2 separate regions of the Homo sapiens genome follow, and region 1 is linked to region 2. A link is a contact called in ENCODE Hi-C or POLR2A ChIA-PET data. All regions are on one chromosome and are shown on one strand. The core of a region is the stretch at or near the end of the contact, and the rest is flanking DNA. Distances in the headings are between cores, read along the strand shown.

Region 1 (3,464 bases), core at 572-3,071, 100 kb after region 2:
AGTGAGAGAATTAAAAAAAAATTGAGTTTCTTCTTCAACATACTCTCTCAATGTGAAACCACAGAAACTATTTCCATTCAAAGATGGAAATGGTTTGTTTGCATCTTAGTTTTTATTTATACATCTTAGAAGAAATGTCCAAGCTTTGTTTTTTCTCTCACCCTATATATAAAATTACCTATGAGGCACAGATTTTTATGATCCTTGATTATATAGACTTTGTCCAAATTGTGTGTTTTATAGCATTACTGTAACTTGTTATAGTAATCTTTGTGTATATTATGTCTCTTAACATTGTCTTCCATATTGTTAATGACCATCTCATATTTATCTCTGTATCATGTATATCTTCAACCAATGTGACTGGCTTAGGAGAAAAAATTAGTGAACAATTAACTAGTGTTTGTGTAATCTATACAATTGTCAAGGTTACAATTGCTATTTTTGAAGAAATCGTTGTTGTTTTTCTCTTTGTTTCATCTCAGTTCCATTTTGTCATGTATTCTTTTTTTTTTTTTTTTTTTTTTTTTTGAGGCGGAGTCTTGCTCTGTCACCCGGGCTGGAGTGCAGTGGTGCAATCTCGGCTCACTGCAAGCTCCACCTCCTGGGTTCATGCCATTCTCCTGCCTCAGCCTCCCGAGTAGCTGGGACTACAGGCACCCGCCACCACGCCCAGCTAATTTTTTTTTGTATTTTTAGTAGGGACGGGGTTTCACTGTGTTAGCCAGGATGGTCTCAATCTCCTGACCTCGTGATCCGCCCGCCTCGGCCTCCCAATGCTGGGATTACAGGCGTGAGCCACCGCGCCTGGCCCCTTGTCATGTATTCTTAACCTGTGTTATATCTAAGAGAAGCTGTGAGAGACGGGACCATTTGTGGATAGGTGCAGAGGGCATGAAGTAGCCCAGAAAGAATCTTTGCCATTGACTAAATTTTAGCCTAGTAAAAAACATCTGGTAACCACTGAAAAACTAGAACAGTGTGATATGACAATGCCCAGTTGAATAAGAAATTCAAATAGTTTATAGTAACAAAAAATAATTTTTACCACATTGTGACTAGTGCCCTAAAAACAAATTTGAAGGAGCAGAGAGAGAGAGGAAGTGAGTTTTCGCTGGGGGCTGGTGAGTGGAGGCTACTTTATGAGCAGTTTTGAAAATTACAAGTTAGGGAAAAACTCTTAGGGGAGTTTTAAGTGGTGAGCAACAGGCACTTGAGGTTACAGGAGCAGCAGCATAAAGATATAGAACAGAGAGGCCATTTGGCAGTCTTGGGGAAACTCCAAGAAGTCGAATGTGTCTAAAGCTGTGGTTCTCTCTCTGTGTGTGTGTGTGTGTGTGTGTGTGCGCGCGTGTGTTTGTGTGTGTGTGCATGTGTATGTATGTGTGAAATCGCTAATACAGAGAAGCTGTTAGAACAATTTTCTCACTTCCCAAAAATGTCCGTTCATTCATGGGCCTAGGCAACTCTCCTTTGTGTGTCTTACAGCCCAACACTGTCATATAAGGTGTGGTTCTATAATGAAACAGTTTTATCTGTTGTTTACGGAGCTAGTCAGCCTGTGTTATGCTTGTTACTGGTTGAGGGTGTCCAGGTTCTTGGCTTCTTGAACAAAGAATTGGACAAAACTCACAAATGAGGCAAGGAAAGAATGAAGCAACAAAAGCGGAGATTTATTGAAAATGAAAGCACACTCCACAGGATGGGAGTGGGCCTAAGTAAATGATTCAAGGCCCTGGTTACAGAATTTTCTGGGGTTTCAATACCGTCTAGAGGTTTCCCATTGGTTACCTGGTGTATGCCTTATGTAAATGAAGAGGGTGGAGTTAAGTTACAAAGTCATTTACTCAGTATAGGCCTTGTGTTAATGGAGAGGGTGTTACTCCTGGGGGTTGTGGCCCATGTAAACGGAGAGGATGAAGTGAAGTGACAAAGCCCTTCGCATTCCTGCCATTGCTGAAGTGTTTCCACTTTATTTAGTTCTAGGAAGTCAGTGTGAATTGGCCTTATGTTCCCTGCCTCCAGAACCTGTTCTCCTGCCTCACATAGACCCTTTTTTCCCTTTGCCAACTTCACTTCTTTTACAGCCACCTCACTACCAATGTGTCTGTCTCCTAAGTCAAACATCAGTGATTCCTCTGTTTTCTCTAAACCCTTCTTATGTCTTCTACTTCTCATCTCTTTCTTGGTCAAAAATCTTTCAAAAATGAGTAAGAATGCAGCTATTCAGGCAAACTAAAAATAACATCACAGTGATATACAAAACCAGTGTCATTTCACAAAGGAAAATTATCAATACTAGATCCTGAAAAAGAAACAGCGAATGAAAGCCATTTACACAACTCCATTGTGTAATTGACACATTGAATCACTCATAAAACAGGTGCTCTGGGTCTGAATCTAGATCCTAGCTAGTCTGGTAGCTGAAATCATAGAATTATAGTAGAGTTTAGGAAATCATCCTCAAAGGAAAGATTATATGTTGATATCAAATGTATATTTCCTTTCTAGGCCCAAACCTGCACCACTGACTGCTGAAATACAGCAAAAGATTTTGCATTTGCCAACATCTTGGGACTGGAGAAATGTTCATGGTATCAATTTTGTCAGTCCTGTTCGAAACCAAGGTAAAAAAATAAGCCTAAGTTTTTTGTTAATTTGTTTGGAACTATTTATTGAACAGTTGCTCTGTGTGATGGATTTCGGGGATACCTAGATGGAATGGGCATGATCCCCTTTTTACAGAAATAGAAAATAGGTGGCCTATGAATTATTCTTTCCTTTTATATCCATGACAAACTTTAGTAAAAAATTTTCTTTTCTACTGAGCTTAGCATTTATTCAGTACTCTTCTCAATATATTTTCCAGGTAGCTAGTGACAATCAGAGTGATATGTAAGACAAACTCATTTGTCCTCCTAGTAGGAAAGATTCTAGTAGAAGCAAAGAATTGTGTACCATTCTGCAAGTGGTTTGTTGGAATCTTTCTTTGATACCTGTTCCTGTATTCCCCCACCCCCATTAATTTAGTCATTAATTACTACATGAACCCGTAAAATAAATCCTTAAATTATTTTCCTGGTAGATTTTTTGAGCTGTGTAAGGACCTTTCAATTCACTTTACATTAGAATACGATATGTGATGGTAAGTATTAACCCAGCTTCCTGAGTGATGGCGTGAGGGCGGAACCCAGGTTCATGAAAAGTATTCCTATTATTGAATTTTACCAGTTATTTTCAGAAGTTTGATACAATGTGAGTTGATTTCATAACATGTCCTCTAACTGCACTTGATAGCAAATTATCTTGTTATCCTGAGTTGTAGCCAACAATGACTTGGAGAATCTATGCAATACTCAGTTTTATTACTTCTAAGCTCATTTTGAAGATAATACTACCCATGGCTGATTTGTTACTATAAAATAGGTTTAGTATTTGCTGTCTGGAAACATTCTGATTAGTGT
Region 2 (3,674 bases), core at 357-2,856:
TTTTACTTCTTTCTATCCAGCTCAAACACTTGCCTTTTCCTGCTTGCTGCCAGCATTTCTGAATCCAGGATCAGGGAAGTCCCCAATGAGCTGCACTCTCAAGAAATACTGATACACCCCTCGCCACCCTCAGGCTTTTCCCAGACCCTTCATTTGTTTCCTTAGGGGTTCTGAGAGACATTTACTTATTAATGTTTGTCTCAGGGTTTATATTTTAAAACAAAACTTGAGATGGTGATTGCTTTTGTATGAGCCATTGCAATCGATGTATCATGGATACATGGATACAAAGGAGAAAAAATCTTAGTTCCTGCCCTTATGTTTTCCACCGTCTCTCATCACAGGAAGAGAGAAGTAATAAGTAAATTAACCTGTAACTCTACTGGTGACTGTAGAAGGCAGACACTTTACCAAGTGATATTAAAAATAATCCTTAGAGAGGAGCATGAAGTGGACTGGTGCTTCCATGATGTTGATGATGTTGTGATTTTTTTTAATGTAGGCATGTTCAGTTTGTGCTTTTATGTGCTCTTTTCTGTATGCATTTCTATATGGATTTTGCCTGTATTCTGTATTTCTATATTCTTTATGCATTATCTTAATTTTAAAAATGCTTTAAAATCCCTTACATGAATTACATATATTTAGCTCTAAATCCAGCATTGTTTCCCAATAACATCTTAGTGATATATTTACTACTTACCTAAGCATGTTTTTAGACAAGGGGGGATAAAAACAAATGAACAGCAACCAAAACAATGTTTCCTTACTTAACTGCTACAGTATGCCATGCAATGATCAGGCATTATACCTCGAAAGCCATAGTGAAGGAAAGAATTGTCTTGGCCACGATAACTCTCAAACTGAGACTTAGGGCTGGCTGTTCTGTGCTTTCAGGCACAGGGTTCACGGCATGAAGGAGTGAGGAAAGAAACAAGAATCTGAAGACATCTAGGTGAAATATGCTCTTTCCATTTAATTAATAGCCCACACCATTTACTATTATTTTCTGCCCATCTGTTTCACATATTCTGCCCACCTGGACGGCCCAAGAGAGCATTCAAATTTCCCAAGCAGTTCTAGGCTCTTCTATTCTCACTGCTCTCTGTGCATTTTAATCTTTCAGGTCAGCATCAAGCTGTATGAGGAATCACCAAGCAGCCTCCCAGATCGCCAAGCAGCTACCGCATGGTAAACACAAATCTATAGGCCAGGCTAGGTAGTGCCCCACATCAATAAAACTAAGAGTTAGCTATCTTCTATTATAGAAACTATGGAAAGGCTAGTGAACTCCTCATTAACCTTTTAAGTAATCCCAGTCAGCACTACCATCCTTAGTGCAGCAAGTTGATCCAGAGCTCAACACATTTATAACCAAAGGAGTAAAAACAAAAATCATAACCAGTTTTTATTCTCTAAGATAAAATGGTAACCTTCATGTATTTCAGGAGATGATAAAATATTTTCCTTCGGTCTTATCCTTTTCATTCCATCTCCATCCCTGCATCCTTACCTCCCTGTCCCAGCCATCTCCTCTGCTCCTGATTGCTAAGTCACTGTTAATAATGCGGTGGTCCCTCGGACTATGAGGCATTCGATGACAGTGCTTTTGTCTTACTCATCTTGCCTGCACACTGCGTAACACAGTGCTCAAACCAGAGTCACTCAATAAATATGGGTTAAATAATGAAGAAAAACATATAAAGACCAAACTATATGAGATTAACTATATTCCCTAAAACATAAGAATTTAGTCTGCTAAAAACTTAGAGCCCAATGTAAAAGATTAGAAATGGAAATAATATTATATCTACTTTAATATAACCCCCTTGTTTAACAAGTGAGAATGCAGATACCCAGAAAAGTCAGAGAGACAGCTGGGAAAAAGCCTCCCTCCAGGAGTCACACTAGGTTCACCACCCTAGGAGCAGTCTTTTCTGATTAACTTCCCATTCTCATCACTTGAAGTTTTGGTATTGCCTCAGCCAGCCACCCAAAATGTTCTCATGATTGTTTTTTTCTCTGATTTGCTTTTTGTCAGTTAAGTAACTTTTGTTTTGCTTTGTTTTGTTTTGTTTCATGAGTCAGACTCCTCTCAATAACTGTAGTGACCTTTTCTCAACCTTCCAGCTACTTCTCATTTGTTTAAACATTCTCTAAGTTGCCTACATTCCAACTGTTTATTCATGTTTAAGATAGAATGCTGTTAAAAACTGTGTCTATTAAAAGAGGGGTTAGAAGCCCTATCCCGAAATGTGATGTGAGTTAGTGGAGAAGGAAAAACGGAAGTGTCCCAGGCTGGTGAGGAAACTCACCAGAGCCTGGAGGATACCAAGTCAGACAGGACACACACAGGAAATCTTGATAAGCAGCCCCCAAAGACATTCTTTGCAAAAGAATAAAAATAAATGAATGAGACGGCTCATCTGCAACATCTTTCCAAAATGTAAGCAATGTAAAATTGAAACAAGGTCTAAAGCTGGTAAATTCATTCAAATATTTATTTCTTCAACTAACATTTAGAAATCATGTTTATTTTTACCAAATCTCATACCAGATAACTGGGTTATAGTACAAATAAGTCAATCCCCTCTTCAAGGAGTTTAGGTTAAAGGAACAAAGGAATGTTAGACAAAATTTCCCAGATGTATTGATGTTGAGCAAGGGTCTAGGTTTATTTCAAACTGTCAATAAGAGTACTCACTTCAAAGAAAGCCAATTCAAATGTTGCTTCTGCAAAGAGTGTCTTTCTAGTAAAAGCCAAAATAAATGAAAATGACAAAAAATTCTTATCTTGATAAGAGTGTTAGTCTAGGTACTAGAAAGGAATGTCTGCTAAAGTTTTTGATCTATTCACAAGATTTTAAGTTTGTAATACTATCACACATGTATCAGCTTTGTAGGCTAAACTCTAACTTCACTGATTGGGATGTTAATCAGAAGTATTACTAATTGATAAAGAACGATTCTTAAAGTATCAAAAAGTATTAATGTTTTGCTCAGGTTTGAGACATTTGTTTCTTTCTCACTACCTAAAATTTCTCCTATTAAACGGTGAGACGTACATACTGAAATTAGAACACATATTTTCTATCATGAATACAGATAGTCACCAGAGCTTTTTGTGACTGATAAGAATTATTAGTAAAAGTGAAAAACAATGGTATAAAGTGTTCAATGTTTGTTTCATTGAGTTATAAAGATACATGATCAGTGTCCTCACTGGGAGAATGTCAATGGTTTTCTGTTCTTTGCCACAACCTAGATGAAATATTCTCTCAACTAATATATTCTCTTCACTCTGACTCTCCTACTCAGGTATTATTTTCATCAGATATTCTTTTACTCTGCTAGTGGTGAATAGTTCTGTGTGGTCAGAGAGACGTGGTTTTAATATCTGCCCCACCACCTAACCAGGTTTGGATATTGGAAAGCTATTTAAACTTTCTGAACATCTCTTTCCCCATTTCTAAAATGGAAATAATTTCCCATCAAATAGAATTGTTTGAAGGTTACAAAAGATAAGGTATATAATGTATTACTCTCACAAAGTAAGCATTCAATAAATTATAATTACTTTAATTATATCATCATTATCATTATCATCACCACCACCATCATCACCACCACCACCACCACCACCATCATCATCATCATCATCATCATTTTTTTCA

The links. A loop is a pair of places that touch in the nucleus more often than their neighbours do. ChIA-PET counts read pairs that join two places held with the same protein, here RNA polymerase II (POLR2A). Pooled maps may share reads with other maps.
Region 1: a map of Caco-2 shows a loop between it and region 2 (6-fold over the local background). The contact joins two enhancer-like sites. A Hi-C loop is called at or near these places in 2 of 168 maps with a recorded cell type or tissue (Caco-2 and natural killer cell) and 5 of 50 pooled maps. POLR2A ChIA-PET finds 5 or more read pairs at or near these places in 4 of 52 experiments (GM12878, Panc1, T-cell and 1 more).

The regions. Positions count from the first base shown.
Region 1 is chr11:88,299,693-88,303,156 of GRCh38, reverse strand. It overlaps CTSC (cathepsin C), which reads left to right. Exons shown (of 7, transcript NM_001814.6): 5 at 2,512-2,627. Among named protein-coding and RNA genes, the nearest start is that of CTSC, 36 kb to the left of the region's middle. Within about 2 kb of position 1,821, at least 6 of the 41 ENCODE cell types and tissues checked have a DNase peak (open chromatin) inside an H3K27ac peak, as active enhancers do; they include GM12878, where a contact is called at or near this core.
Region 2 is chr11:88,400,908-88,404,581 of GRCh38, reverse strand. All of the region lies in intron 2 of LOC101929174 (a long non-coding RNA gene), which reads right to left. Among named protein-coding and RNA genes, the nearest start is that of CTSC, 65 kb to the right of the region's middle. Within about 2 kb of position 1,606, at least 5 of the 41 ENCODE cell types and tissues checked have a DNase peak (open chromatin) inside an H3K27ac peak, as active enhancers do; they include GM12878, where a contact is called at or near this core.